2 separate regions of the Homo sapiens genome follow, and region 1 is linked to region 2. A link is an interaction called in ENCODE POLR2A ChIA-PET data of the cell type or tissue named here. Cell type or tissue: GM12878. All regions are shown on one strand. Each heading gives the region's core, and the rest is flanking DNA. Links, peaks and the distances in the headings are about the cores only. Region 1 overlaps GRIK3 (glutamate ionotropic receptor kainate type subunit 3). Region 2 overlaps LOC124904012 (a long non-coding RNA gene).

Region 1 (5,000 bases), core at 1-5,000, 450 kb before region 2:
CTGTCTAGCCAGAAGTGTCCTTGGAGTCTCCTGAGGAGAGATGCTCGCTCCCATGCAAGGACTGGCCTAGGGCCCCCTGAAACTAGAGCTGCTCCAGATGCTCCAGAGAATGTTCCCAAAAGGCTCTGCATGGTCTGCATGTCTTGGAGCCCTAGGGGATGCTCTCAGGCTTGGGCTCTTTGGGACAGCTAAAAGGTGACAGGGAGTGGCCCAGCCCCAGCCACTGTGGCTGAAAATCCAACCCCATGCTTCGCAGCCTGAATGTAGGGCCAGCACCTCCTGCTGAGAGCACAGCCCCAGCCTGTCTGGGAGGATGTTGTCAGGGCAACAGTGCTTTGAGTGACAGGCAGGTCCCAAGGTACCAGTACACAACATCAAACTGCTCTGCCTCTAGGGAACAGGGCCTGGATCCAAGACCCCTGATAAGGGGGAGTTTCTCCTCCCCTTTCTTTCCCAGGAATCTGGTGTGGCAGAAAGCAGCAGCTCTGTGTGAGCTGCCACCAAACCTACCTGCTATTCTCCCCTCTCCTAAACCCCCAGCGTTAGGTGCTAAAGATGCCTTACCCTGGACAGACAGATGGACAGAGCCCTGGCACTGCCCTTTCTGGCCCCTCAGAGCCACTGGCAGCCTTCCCCATTCCTGAGATGGAAACAGCAGCAGCAGGAGACTGGACGCCTGCCCTCCCCCGCCCTCTCACCGCCCGGCCCCAGCCTCTGTTCTGGTTCCGCTCTTCCACGAGCTCATGAAAAATTCATCTGCCCAAACCTCAGCTCACACACTGAGAAAACACACCCGGCCCACTCTTGGGGGCCCAGCTTTTGAAGGTTCAAGACTCGTTTGGCTGCCGATGTGAGCCATGGTGTCACGGTGTGGGCATGCGTGCGGGTGTGTGGGTGGGTGTAGGACCAGCTACACACGGGTATCTGGATACTCAGTGATGGGTGCATTTGTGCCGTGTGCACATCGTGACCCACATAGGCTCAATTGCCTGCCAGGCAAGCCCAACACTCAGCACCCAGCAGCAGGAGAGGGGAAAAACCTGGGGCTAGAGTGTTGGCTGGGAGAACTATCCCAGGCTGGGAACGATTCTAGGCCCCTCCTGCTGGGAGAATAGGACTCCTGATACTGTGTGCTGGTTCTAACTGGTTGAAGCCAAGGCCTCAGGTCCAAGGTCCTTGGCCTCTGTGTCTGAGAAGGGCTAGGCAGACAGGACATCTGAAAATGTGGTGCATTTGTGCCAAGGACATTGTATATACTTGTGCGTGCATGTGTGGCTATGGGCTGACGTTACCTGTCAGAAAGGAGCTTCAGAACCCAGATATCAGGTAGCTAATCCCTGGATCCTTCCCAAATTGGGGATAACCCCCAAGACTCCCTCTTCCAACTCCATGGACCCTGTCACACTGGGAGAGGCTTAGCGCTAGGCCTGGCTTGCACGCTGGGGTAAGTGATCGGAGAGAAACCGGACCAAGAGCCCTGACAACGGAAAGTCAGAAACGGTTATTTTTCTGGACCCCTGTTTTCCGTGACTTGTTGAAGAGAAATATTACCCCTGTTCCTATGGCTGTTCTCCCAGAGCAATAGAAGAGCGTGAAGTTATGAAATTGAGGGCACCTTCACTGAGCAATCGATTAGCAGCCGAGAGAGCTTGTGAATTGGCTGTCTGGACATTTCCAGTAATAAATTGTGAAATAGTCCATGAATAAGTAGTTGGCGGAGTTCAGAATTACCCCCTAGGAAATGTTGCAGGTCTAGAGACACATTACTAAGGCGAGCACCATTTTAATGCTCTGGGCTTTGGCTGTTAAATATGTATGCCATCCGCAAAGCACTTCCCGAAATTAATGGCATTTTACAGCTGCTCTGAAGGCAGCGTATTTATATGGAGATGTATAGATTCTGGGGCTGTGGTGGCTTCACAAATGAAGTGCTAATTTTAGAGGATCAGGCCAGGGAGGGGCGTGAAGACAGGGTCAGGAAGTGAGCTATCTCAGGGACCTTTCCTGAAATGGTTTTCCGCTATCAACCATGAGTTTTAACCTTTGATGCATTGGGTGTGGCCTCTAGGCTGCAAAGGTCACTGCAGTAACCCGCCAAATAGCATACAAGAAAAAGATAAGGATGATAATGATTAATAATAATAATAATATTGGCAGCTAACAGTTGCCAGGCACTATTCTGAGTGCTTTTCGTAGACTGACTCATTTTATCCTCACAACAACCTTGTAAGGCAGGTTCTATTATTTTCCCCATTTTACAGAAGGAGGTAAATTTTGCCTAGGATTCTGTGTGTGGTTGGTGGATCCTCTGGGAAAGATGGTACCTTCTCTCTGATCCTTTCCATCAGCTAAAGTCAGGGCCACCAGGTGCAGTGGTGCAACTTGTCCATTGCACAAGAGCATCAACCAAAAGACCCTGCTCGCCAGGCCCCATGCCAGGGTGCAGGAGCATTGCCCAGAGATGAATTTGCATGAAGGCAGTGCATGGACCAGCCGATGTCCTCCTTCCTCCAGCCTCAGCACTTTTCCCAGGCCCCACGTGGACTCTTCTCCAACCTTGTTGAGCTGCCTGCTTGGTTGGAAGGCGAGTGAGAGAGGCACTGAGATTAAGCATGGCGCCTAGCCGAGGGTCCAGCTTCCTACCCAGTTAGACTCAGAATCCCTGGCTAGTCGGGAATCCCTTGGGGATTCAGAGACTGCCCCACCCCCACCAGTTCTTTCCCTGAAGCATCCCAAGGGACTGTTGAAAAGCTCCAGTGGATCAAGCATGGGGCAGGATGGGATTTAGAGAAGTAGCACTGCTGGGAGAGAGGGCCAAAGGCTCAAGCTTGCCGCCACAGCGGGAGCCCAGCAGGAGGCTACTGGTGAGCATCTGCTCCTAGGACCTCTGACAAAGGTCTTCACCGGGTCTTCCACTGCCCATCCCACCCTGGGGCTCATGAGGTCAAGGGAATGGCCCCGCCAGTTGAGTGAAGGATGAGGCACCTCCATAGTTAAGCATGTGCCTTAATCTGGGCATGCAGACATGAGCTTCCTGGTTTCCTGCATTCTGTCAGCTAACCATGGTCACACAGCCACTGAAGGCTTGAGACATTCTGTCACGTTGGGGTGCTGAGGCAGGTCTGGGGACGTTTGGCTGACAGAAAGAGGCCTAGGAGCTATAGGCAGGAACAGGGCAGGGGGCGAAGGAAGGAGGCTCAGGGGAGTCAGAAGAAGACTAGAGTTGTCCAGGAACAGGCTCTGGGATGGCAGCCCTTTACCTGATTTGGGGATCTGGAAAAGCAGATTAACTCCGGAAGGTCTGACCCCAGGGAACAGACAGGAGAGCCAAGCCAGAGAGAGGTGCAGCTGACTGGGAAGGATTGGAACTGGATCCCATCACTGTAGTTCAGTTCCTGTGTGATTTTGGGCAACTTACTGACCTTCTCTGAGCCTGAATTTCCTCATCTATCACATAAGGACAGTGTTACTATCTTGCAAGCTAGTGAGGCTTAAGTCAAACAGTCTGTGACAAAGAGTTTAAATCAGTGCCTGGTGCAGAGTAGGAACTCAATTGTGTTGAATTTTCTGGGAGTTCAGCGCATCCATCATGGACACGGGATGGGGCTTTGTGAGTGAAGCCAGATAGACGGTGCCGGCAAAAGCGTGGACTTGCGTGTTGACCTGGATTCGGACTTGCTGCATCGGAGCCCACAGTTCCTCACACTGCATATCTCGACTGGATGAAGTGGATCGCCTCTCTCCACTGGCTCTTCTGCCTCTTCTCCCAGTTATTCTTTGCAGGGTTGCCAGGGGTTTGTTTCTAAATGAGAAATCAGACAAAGTCATGCTCTGTTCAAATCCGGTCCCAGGCTCCCTATCACCCAGAAAGAAAGAAGCCTGTGGCAGGTGGAGGGGGTGGATGGTGGGGGGTCTGGCATGGGACAGGCATCTCTGACCCACAAGCACCTTCCTGGGGATCGCCTGCCCCTGAGGGAGGAGCACCATGGGCCTCAGGCACAGAACTCGCACTCTGGGGTCACACTAACCTGAATTCAGATCTTCTCTCATGCCGGCTAGGGGTGCTTGCACAACTCACATATCCTCATGAACTTCACTTTCTGCATCTATAAAATGGGATTATTCATACCCACCCCAGAGGGCTGACATTAAGGTGAAATGAGGCGATACCAGCTCCTGTCTGCTGAGCTCTGCTGGACTCTGTGCTAGGCCCCCCATGGGCATAAACTCATTTGCTAATTGACCAGTGCCCGGCACAGCCACCTACCGATGAGCTGTCCCTGTTACCAGTAATCACTCCCCTGGGATCCTAACACAGGGGACTGAGGAGGTTCTTGGAAAGAGAGAACGGCATCCAGGAGCATGTAAATCTAATCTTTTAAATTGGAGTTGGAAGAGAAGTTAGAGCAGACGGCTTTCTGAAGGGCTTTTTACAGCAGCGTCCTCAGACTTGAGTGGACATCAGAATTCCCTGGAAGGCTTCTGAAAACACAGATCGCTGGGCTCTCCCCAGAGTTTCCGGTTCAGTTAGGTCTGGGGTGGGGCCTGAGAATGTGCATTTCTAACAAGTTCCCAGGTGATGCTGATGCTGCAGGTGCAGGGACCACACGCTGAGCCTCTATTACTAGTGCAGCAAAGAGACCATGGGCCTTGGGATGGGTCTCCAGTTCAAAGCCCTGCTCCACCGCTCACTAGCTCTGTAACCACTGGGCCATTAAATCAGTAAGTGCCTACTGAGCTCCCGCCCTGTACCAGGTAGCCATTCATGAGGCCCCCAGCTGGCTCTCAGGACATGTGCTTTCCCGCTCCTGACTTCACGGGCCCTTTGTCTAAGCCACTCCAAGGGGTTTATAAAAACATGAGCAGAGGTCCTAGCCCTGACTCTCCAGTGCAAGCCTGCCTCCGCCCTAGCTGCTCAGTCTTCGTCACACCCTGCCCATCTGTCTCTGCAGGAGGAGCCCTTCGTCATGTTTCGGAAATCAGACAGGACGCTATACGGG
Region 2 (8,665 bases), core at 3,653-8,652:
TTGCACCCGGCCTCATTACCTTAATTTCTACTTACATAACAGCTGCATGGTGTAGACCAATAGTTCCCAGAGTGTGGGCCCCTGACCAGCAGCATCAGCATCACCTGGGAACATGTTCAAAATGACTTTATCTCTGGGCCTCACCTCAGACCTGAGTCAAACTGGGAGTGGGGCCCAGCAAGCTGAGTTAACAAGCCCCTCAGATGATTCTGATACACACTAATGTTTGAGAACTACTGGTGTCAACCAATGATTCTCAAACCTTAACGTGTATCTAATTCACGTAGGGGGTCATGTTAAAATGCAGTCTGTTTCCAGCCAGCGTGGAAGATGGCAGTGAGCCACTCAGTGAAGGAGTGGATTTTATCTCAGAACAGGCTTGGGGAGAGACCTGAGATTGCGCATTTCTAACCAGTACCCCTCAGCACTTTGGAGTTATCTGGGGAGCTTTCTTTTTTTTTTTTTTTTTTTTTTTTTTGAGATGGAGTCACTCTGCTGCCCAGGCTGGAGTGCAGTGGCACTCCACTTGCAGCTCACTGCAAGCTCTGTCTCCCAGGTTCACGCCATTCTCCTGCCTCAGCCCCCCGAGTAGCTGGGACTACAGGCGCCCGCCACCACGCCTGGCTAATTTTTTTGTATTTTTAGTAGAGATGGGGGTTTCACCATGTTAGCCAGGATGGTCTTGATCTCCTGACCTCATGATCCGCCCGCCTCGGTCTCCCAAAGTGCTGGGATTACAGGCGTGAGCCACCGCGCCCAGCCGGGAGCTTTTACAAAATAGGATACCTGGGCCCACCCCTCTAACCAAACGAATCAGAATCTCTGGGGTGGGGAGGTTGGGTTAAAAACTCACCAGATGATTCTAATGCACACCTGGTGTGAGGTTTGGAGCCAGACGGCTATGGATTTTCTTTTTTTTTTTTTTTGAGACAGAGTCTCTCTGTTACCCAGGCTGGAGTGCAGTGGCGTGATCTTGGCTCACTGCAGCCTCCACCTCCCGGATTCAAGCGATTCTCCTGCCTCAACCTCCGGAGCAGCTGTGATTATAGGTGCTCACCACCATGCCCGACTAATTTTTGTATTTTTAGTAGAGATGGGGTTTCACCATATTGGCCAGGCTGGTCTTGAATTCCTAGCCCCAGTGATCCACCCACCTTGGCCTCCCAAAGTGCTGGGATTACAGCGGGGAGCCACCACGCCCGGCCTGTGGCTACGGATTTGAATTCCAGCAATTCCACTTATTTACTGTGACCTTGGGCAAGTTACCTCTCCTAGCCATATTTTTCTTTTTTTAAAGTTATTGATTTTTTAAAATTAATGTATTATTAGGAATGATACAGACTTTTGTTGTTAGTCCTAATAATTTGTCTTGCATTCTCAATGTAGATAATCATATAATTTATAATTGACCAACAAGGACAGTGATCTTCCTTTATAATTATTGTTTCTCTAAATTCTTTCCCTTCTTTCCGTAATCGTTTTTTGAACATTGCATTGACCATTACCTACATTTTACTGTTGATTAGAAGCCATAAAAGGCATCCTTTTCTTGTCTCTGACCCAATAGAAATGCTCACCATTTTCTTTATTTTTTGAGACAGAGTCTTGCTCTTGTTGCCCAGGCTGGAGTGCAATGGCGCAATCTTGGCTCATTGCAACCTCTGCCTCCTGGGTTCAAGCAATTCTCCTGCCTCACCCTCCCGAGTAGCTGAGATTACAGGCATGTGCCACCACGCTTGGCTAATTTTTTGTATTTTTAGTAGAAACAGGGTTTCACCGTGTTAGCCAGGCTGGTCTCGAACTCCTGACCTCAGGTGATCCACCCGCCTCAGTCTCCCAAAGTGCTGGGATTGTAGTCGTGAGCCACCGCGCCCGGCCAATGCTCACCGTTTTCTTATAGGTTTTTCTTTTTTTTGAGACGGAGTCACTCTGCCGCGATCTTGGCTTACTGCAAGCTCCGCCTCTTAGGTTCACGCTATTCTCCTGCCTCAGCCTCCCGAGTAGCTGGGACTACAGGCGCCCGCTGTCACCACACTCGGCTAATTTTTTTTGCATTTTTAGTAGAGACGGGGTTTCACCATGTTAGCCAGGATGGTCTCAATCTCCTGACCTCGTGATCTGCCTGCCTCAGCCTCTCGAAGTGCTGGGATTACAGGCGTGAGCCACCATGCCCAGCCTTCTTGTAGGTTTTTTTAAAAAATCAGAGTTGGGGTCTTGCTATGTTGCCCAAGCAGGTCAGCAGAGCTCTTGGGCTCAAGTGAAGCTCCTACCTCAGTCTCCTGAGTAGCTAGTACCACAGGTGTATCCCACCGCGCCTGGCCATCCTAGCCATATTTTTCTCATTCATAAAATGAGCATAAGTAATCCTTGGCTTGCAAGTTGGTGTGAGGATTCTATGAGACATGTGCGGGAAGCATCTGTGTCCACAGATACAAAAATTGCAGAGGTGGTCTGTGCTGGGAATTTTGTTTGAGAACCTGGTGGAGGTGAGTTGGCAACTGTACCCCCTACCCTGCTATAGCTGCCATCTGTGTGCTCCTGTCCACAGCAAGCAGGCAGCTGGTGTGGAAGAATGGCGGTGAGCCATTCAGTGAAGGAGCGGACCATCTCTGAGAACAGCCTGATCATCCTACTGCAGGGCCTCCAGGGCCGGGTAACCACTGTGGACCTGCGGGATGAGAGCGTGGCCCACGGACGCATAGACAATGTCGATGCTTTCATGAACATCCGCCTGGCCAAAGTCACCTACACGGACCGTTGGGGGCATCAGGTCAAGCTGGATGACCTCTTTGTGACAGGCCGCAATGTCCGCTACGTCCACATCCCAGATGACGTGAACATCACCTCGACCATTGAGCAGCAGCTGCAGATTATCCATCGGGTGCGAAACTTTGGTGGCAAGGGCCAAGGCCGGTGGGAATTTCCCCCAAAAAACTGTAAGTGAGGCCCTCAGCAAGCCCTGGCCCCAACTCGGAGTCCTCCAGTGATCTCCGGAGCTAGTTCCCTGCCCTCACACCCTGTCTGGTACCCGAGAAGAAAGCAGGGCCAGGCCAGAAGCTGGTGTCCAACAGACACCACCTGTCAAAGCTGCCTTTCACAGGGTTCCACCTCCCAGACTCACTCTGGGACCCAGAATCCTATATGTGGCCTTGGGGTAGGTGACAATCCCCCTTTTTGATGATCTGAATCTCTGACTTATTGATTATGGAACCTGTCAAGTAGTTTTCAACTCTCCCAGTGAGGATAATTAAACATGCTCAGCCTGAGCCACCTCTAAGTGTCTCCATTTCTCATGCAGTTGTGTTCATTTTCTCATGAAACCCAACTTGGATACAAACAGGTCCGTGCCCCAGGCTTTCCCTTCTGTGTGCTGCGCTCCCAGGCCGTCCTGTGTAGTCGGGGGCAGACTCAAGCTTGGCTGCACGTTGGAATCACCTGTCCCACCCTCACAGATTCATATTTCATTGGTATGGGGTATGGTCTGAGGGCTATGAGTTTTTTTAATTTCCCAGGCAATTCTAATATGTAGCAGTTTTAGAATGGTAGGAGAGTACTTCAGTCTGGTCAGGTGGAAAATGGCTTTTCTATTCAGAGTCCTTGTTGAAGAGGCTGTTAGTCTTGTTGCTGTTTCCTGAAGCAGAGAGGTTGCAGTATCCTGGGCCCTCCTCCCCTGGGGTGTGGGAGCTCGGCACACACATTCCTGCACCTGTGGGAGCAGGAATTCCATCTCTAATCTGAGAGTTATTGGGTTCTCAGGGTTAGAACCCACGTCCTTGTAGTAGCTGCCTTGTTGTCATTCTAGGCCTGCCACAGGCAAACAACCGTCTTAGTGAAAGTGGCTCACTTGAGGTCAGGAGTTCGAGACCAGCCTGGCCAACATGGTGAAACCCCGTCTCTACTAAAAATACAAAAAAAATTAGCCGGGCGTGGTGGTACACACCTGTAATCCCAGCTCCTCAGGAGGCTGAGGTGGGAGAATCGCTTGAATTGAACCAGGAGGTGGAGGTTGCAGTGAGCCGAGATCGCACCACTGCACTCCAGCCTGGGCAACAGACGGAGACTCCATCTCAGGAAAAAAAAAAAAAGAAAGAAAGTGACTTTCTCCTGTGGATCCAGAGAGTTTGAACTCATCAGATATCCACACCACACCTGCCATGTGCCAAGGCCTTCTGCTAAGCACACATCATCTTTTTGTTTTGTTTTGTTTTCAACAGAGACAAGGTCTCACTATGTTGCCCATGCTGTCTTGAATTCCTGGTCTCAAGCCATCCTCCTGCCTCAGCCTCCCTGAGTGGTAGGATTACAGGCATGAGCCACCGGGTCTGGCCAAGCACACATTATCAGGTGAGATTTGAACCTTTTTGCATCGGAGCTTATATCCTAGTGGGGGAGGTGGTCAAAGAAAACAAAGATGAGGCTGAACACAGTGGTTCACGCCTGTAATCTCAGTATTTTGGGAGGCTGAGGCTGATGGATCACTTGAGGCCAGGAGTTTGTGACCAGCCTGGCCAACATGGTGAAACACCATCTCTACTGAAAATAGAACAATTAGCCGGGCGTGGTGGCATGCGCTTGTAGTCCCAGCTACCCAGGAGGCTGAGGCACAAGAATTGCTTGAACCCAGGAGGCAGAGGTTGCAGTGAGCCAAGATCACGCCATGGCACTGTAGCCTGGGCAACAGAGTGAGACTGTCTCAAAAAAAAAAAAAAAAAAAAAAAAACCAAAGATGAAATCCAGCTTGAGAACTGCTGTGGCAGAGAGTTTTGAATAAAGCAGGGCCCCTGACCTTAAGATGCTACCATTCTTGAGGGAGATTTGAGAGGAATGTTCATGTGGACGTTAGCAGCCCAAGGGCACTGCATTCACATTCGAGTTCAGTCTGTGTCAGGTGTTGTCTGCAGACCACCTCATCAGGACCAACTGGGATGTGTGTAGGAAATGCACTTACCTGGCTCCTCCTTACCCAAGCTTGAATTGGAGTCTAGCACCCAGGAATCTGCATTCACATCCACCCATCCACCGTGATTCTTTTGCATACTGTATTTATTTTATTGCCTACAGGTCTAGAATCCCCTTAACTCTGCCCTTTGCCTTCAGGGAGAACGGAGGGTCCTAGCAGAGAAAACTTCTGAATTTTCCGGCCCCTCTGACAACTGGAGTTAAGAGGACTGACTGACACCACAAAGTGACTGCTGGAAAGAGAAACCAGAGGGCAGGTGCAGAGGGAAGGCCTTCGCTGTGGGAACGTCACCATACCCTCGCAAGTGGGGAGAGAGATGAGGAACTGGTGGGAGTCCCACAGCAGCTTCCCTTGCAGACCTCTCCCACATGTGTGCCCGTGTGTGAGAAATGGAAGAGGGCTTAGCTGGGGGTTCGGCTTAGGGATGCAGGAAAGGTCGAGCTCTGAGGCTGTGATGGCACACCAAGGGCTTCTCCGTCCTCAGCAGAGCAGCAAGGGAAGCAGTAAGGCTAGTGTGGGTTGCTGAGAAGACAGGCTCAAGACATGTTCCTTAAGTGTCATGTGCCAGACCCCAGTGGCCCTCTGTCATTCCTAGGCAAGGTCTTGGGAAGACAGATGATAATGAGGGGAACCAGGCCCTGCAGAGACACATTTTTGCCAAGCCCCTCGGTTAGAGCACAGCTGAGACTTTAAACCCCAAAGGTGGGTCTTTTGTAATCTGGTCTTGGCTTGCTGGAAAAGGCTATCAGGGGCCCAGGAAGGGGTTGAGAGAGCCCAGTGCCCACCAGCCTGTGGGAAGCCAGGAACTCCCCAACTGCCACTGGTCAGCCATTCCACAGGTCATTCTTGAGCACCAGCTATGTACCAGGCACAGTGGTAGCAACTGGGGAACATCAAGATGAACAAGGGTCTTGCCTCAGGAAGTGAACATTCTAGTGAGGGAAACAGATAAACTAAAAAAGTAAAAATATTTACAGGTGCCCTGAAGGAAATAAACAGGGCCTTTTGAGAGACAATAACAGGTAGTTTTATTTTGGAAAATGTAGTCTGAGGAAGTGAAATCTTTTTTTTTTAGACAGGGAGTCTTGCTCTGTTGCCCAGGCAAGAGAGCAGTGGTGCGATCATGGCTCACTGCAGCTTTGAACTCCTGGGCTCAAGCCTCAGCCTTCCAAGTAGCTGGAACTACAGGTGCATGCCACCACACACCTGTGGTGTCTTAATTTCGTAACTTTTTTTTTTTTCCCTAAGAGACAGGGTATCACTATGTTGTCCAGGCTGGTCTCAAACTTCTGGCCTCAAGCAATCCTCCTGCCTTGGCCCCAGTCACTGGGATTAAGGGCTTGAGCCACCCCACCCAGCAGGAAAGTAGTTAAACTGAGAAGAAGCCTGTCATTTAAAAAGCCAGGACAAGGCAGAGGAAACTGCCTGTGCAAAGGTCCTGGGATGGGAAAGCTTGGGGATTTGGGACAATAATAGTAACACTGTGGCTATTGGGGGAGAGGGAGGCAGATGAGAGTGGAGAAATGGGAGGGGGTGGGGCATATGACACAAGGCCTGTGGACAGAGTGTAGCTGGTTCCAGTTTCTGGTGTGCAAGAAACAGAACTTGAATTTTCTTTAACTCACTTGAATTCCTGTATTTTGCCCTACTCAGCCAGAGTGGCAGAAAGTTAATTGCGGTCAATTCACAGTTCCCCCATTTTCCTTGGCATTCTGTTGGAATTCTAGGGCTCTTCCTTTCAAGGTGCCAAAGCATGGGAAGCATAGTCTGATTTGGTCATCCAGTCACACTAGCATCCACTGAGATGTTCTCATCTGGTTGTGACCTTTTGTCATCAGCCCATGAAGGTTGCTGCTGAGTTGCTCCCCATCCCCCCACCAAAAGACCCCTCCAAGTGTAACCCATACCCCTCTCAGGTGTGCAGAGTTTTGTTTTGTTTTGTTTTGTTTTTCTGCTTTCCCCAGGCCATGTTAGGCCTAGGAAATTCTTGAGTCTTAGGTGAGTTAGGCCCTGTTTGTCCAAAATGCAGCATGCAGCCATTTCTCCAGAGGGTTTTGTGACTTCCCTGGTGCCCCACCCAGGAAAAGGAGCACAGCTCCTCTCTGCTTCTCAATCCCTTGGACCCAGATGATATTCCCAGTTACAAGACTGAGGAGAAGCTTCTCTCTTCTCAGGGACCCCCCTCCTCAATCTCAGACTCCCAGATCCCCGTTATAGTTTTCTAAATGTGTGTCTGCACAGAAATTCTGTCCATTCCTCCCTGAAAGCTAAGCTTTTGGAATTCAGAAGCTAAAAATAGGCCCTGCATTCTGTTGTATCATTTGTTTCCCGAAGTAATGAATACAGAGTAACTTATCTGTGTAAGAGAAGGAGGGAGAACACCAAGGAAAAGATGAAAAACAATGCAAAGTGTTACTGTCCCACCAGATTCTGGATAGTGTGGAGGCAGAGGGAAAAAGACTAAAAAAGGCTTTGAAGGTGGGAAAGTTGGGAACTGCTGCTACTGACCCAGTCCAACTCTGTCATTTTACAGCTGAGGAAACTGAGGCTCAGAGAGGGAAAGGGGCTCTCCCCAGGTCCCATGGCTAAGTTAGAGGCAGAGTGCCAAGATGGGCACCATAATGGTCATGAAAAATAGCTACTGGCCAGGTGCAGTGGTTCACACCTATAATCCCAGCACTTTGGGAGGCTGAGGTGGGAGGATCACTTGAGCCCAGGAGTTCAAGACCAGCCCTGGCAACACAGTGAGACCCTGTCTCTATAAAAATTTTTTTAAAAATTAGCAGGATATGGTGGGACACACCTGTAAGTCCCAGCTACTCAGGAGGCTGAGGTGGGAGGATCTCTTGAGCCTGGGAGTTTGAGGGTGCAGTGAGCTGTGATTGTGCCACTGCACTCCAGCCTAGGCAACAGCAAGACCCCGTCTCTAAAATAAAATAAATGAAAAATAGCTACTCTTTGTTGAATTTTACTACTTGCCCTGTGCTGGGTGCTCTGATGCTCCACAAGGGCAGAGCTGTTGTCTGGTTATGCCGAATCTCCAGCATCTAGCTCAGTGCTCTGCACATAGTGGGCACTCCATCAATCTTGTGGAATGAAAATAATCCTTTTTTTTTTTTTTTTGACATGGGGTTTCACTCTTGTTGCCTGAGCTGGAGTGCAATGGTGCGATCTTGGCTCACTGCGACCTCTGCCTCCCAGGTTCAAGTGATTCCCCCTGCTCAGCCTCTCAAGTAGCTGGGATTACAGGCACCAGCCACCACGTCCAGCTAATTTTTGTATTTTCAGTAGAGACGGGGTTTTGCCATGTTAGCCAGGCTGGTCTCGAACTCCTGACCTCAGACAATCCACCCACCTCGGCCTCCCAAAGTGCTGGGATTACAGGAGTGAGCCACTGCGCCCAGCCCTGAAAGTAATCTTATTATATCATTATAAAAACCCCATATATTAATAGCACCATTTTACATTTGAGCAAACCGGCTCAAGGAAGTTATGTGGCCTGCTCAAGGTGAACAACAGAATGGGGATTTGAACTCAGGTCTGTGTGACTCCAACTCAATGATCTTAACTGCTGTGCTATTCTGTTTCCCAGCACTCTTGGCATCATACTGATGACAGAGTATAAGAGGTGCCTTTGTTCACCACAGTGGTGGTACCTAGCCACAGGGTGTAGGTCTGACACTCAAAATTTGCCAGATTTAGGCC

Evidence for each region. ChIA-PET counts read pairs that join two places held together with the same protein. Peaks named below come from ENCODE experiments on the same cell type or tissue, not always from the same donor. Only the 100,000 strongest peaks of a DNase experiment are listed, where the experiment ranks them.
Region 1: POLR2A ChIA-PET joins it to region 2 with 7 read pairs; 2 of 35 experiments call an interaction of 5 or more read pairs at or near these places.

Annotation. Positions count from the first base shown.
Region 1 is chr1:36,841,892-36,846,891 of GRCh38, reverse strand. It overlaps GRIK3 (glutamate ionotropic receptor kainate type subunit 3), which reads left to right. Exons shown (of 16, transcript NM_000831.4): 10 at 4,953-5,000. Among named protein-coding and RNA genes, the nearest start is that of GRIK3, 190 kb to the left of the region's middle. In GM12878, for the core only: no CTCF peak of the experiment used is centred there; no DNase peak of the experiment used is centred there; H3K27me3 peaks cover 126 bases.
Region 2 is chr1:36,388,037-36,396,701 of GRCh38, reverse strand. LOC124904012 (a long non-coding RNA gene) reads right to left here. Exons shown (of 2, transcript XR_007065779.1): 2 at 5,964-8,665. LSM10 (LSM10, U7 small nuclear RNA associated) reads left to right here. Exons shown (of 2, transcript NM_032881.3): 2 at 2,549-3,266. The coding sequence starts at 2,573. The coding sequence ends at 2,944. Among named protein-coding and RNA genes, the nearest start is that of LSM10, 5.5 kb to the left of the region's middle. In GM12878, for the core only: no CTCF peak of the experiment used is centred there; no DNase peak of the experiment used is centred there; H3K27ac peaks cover 4,216 bases.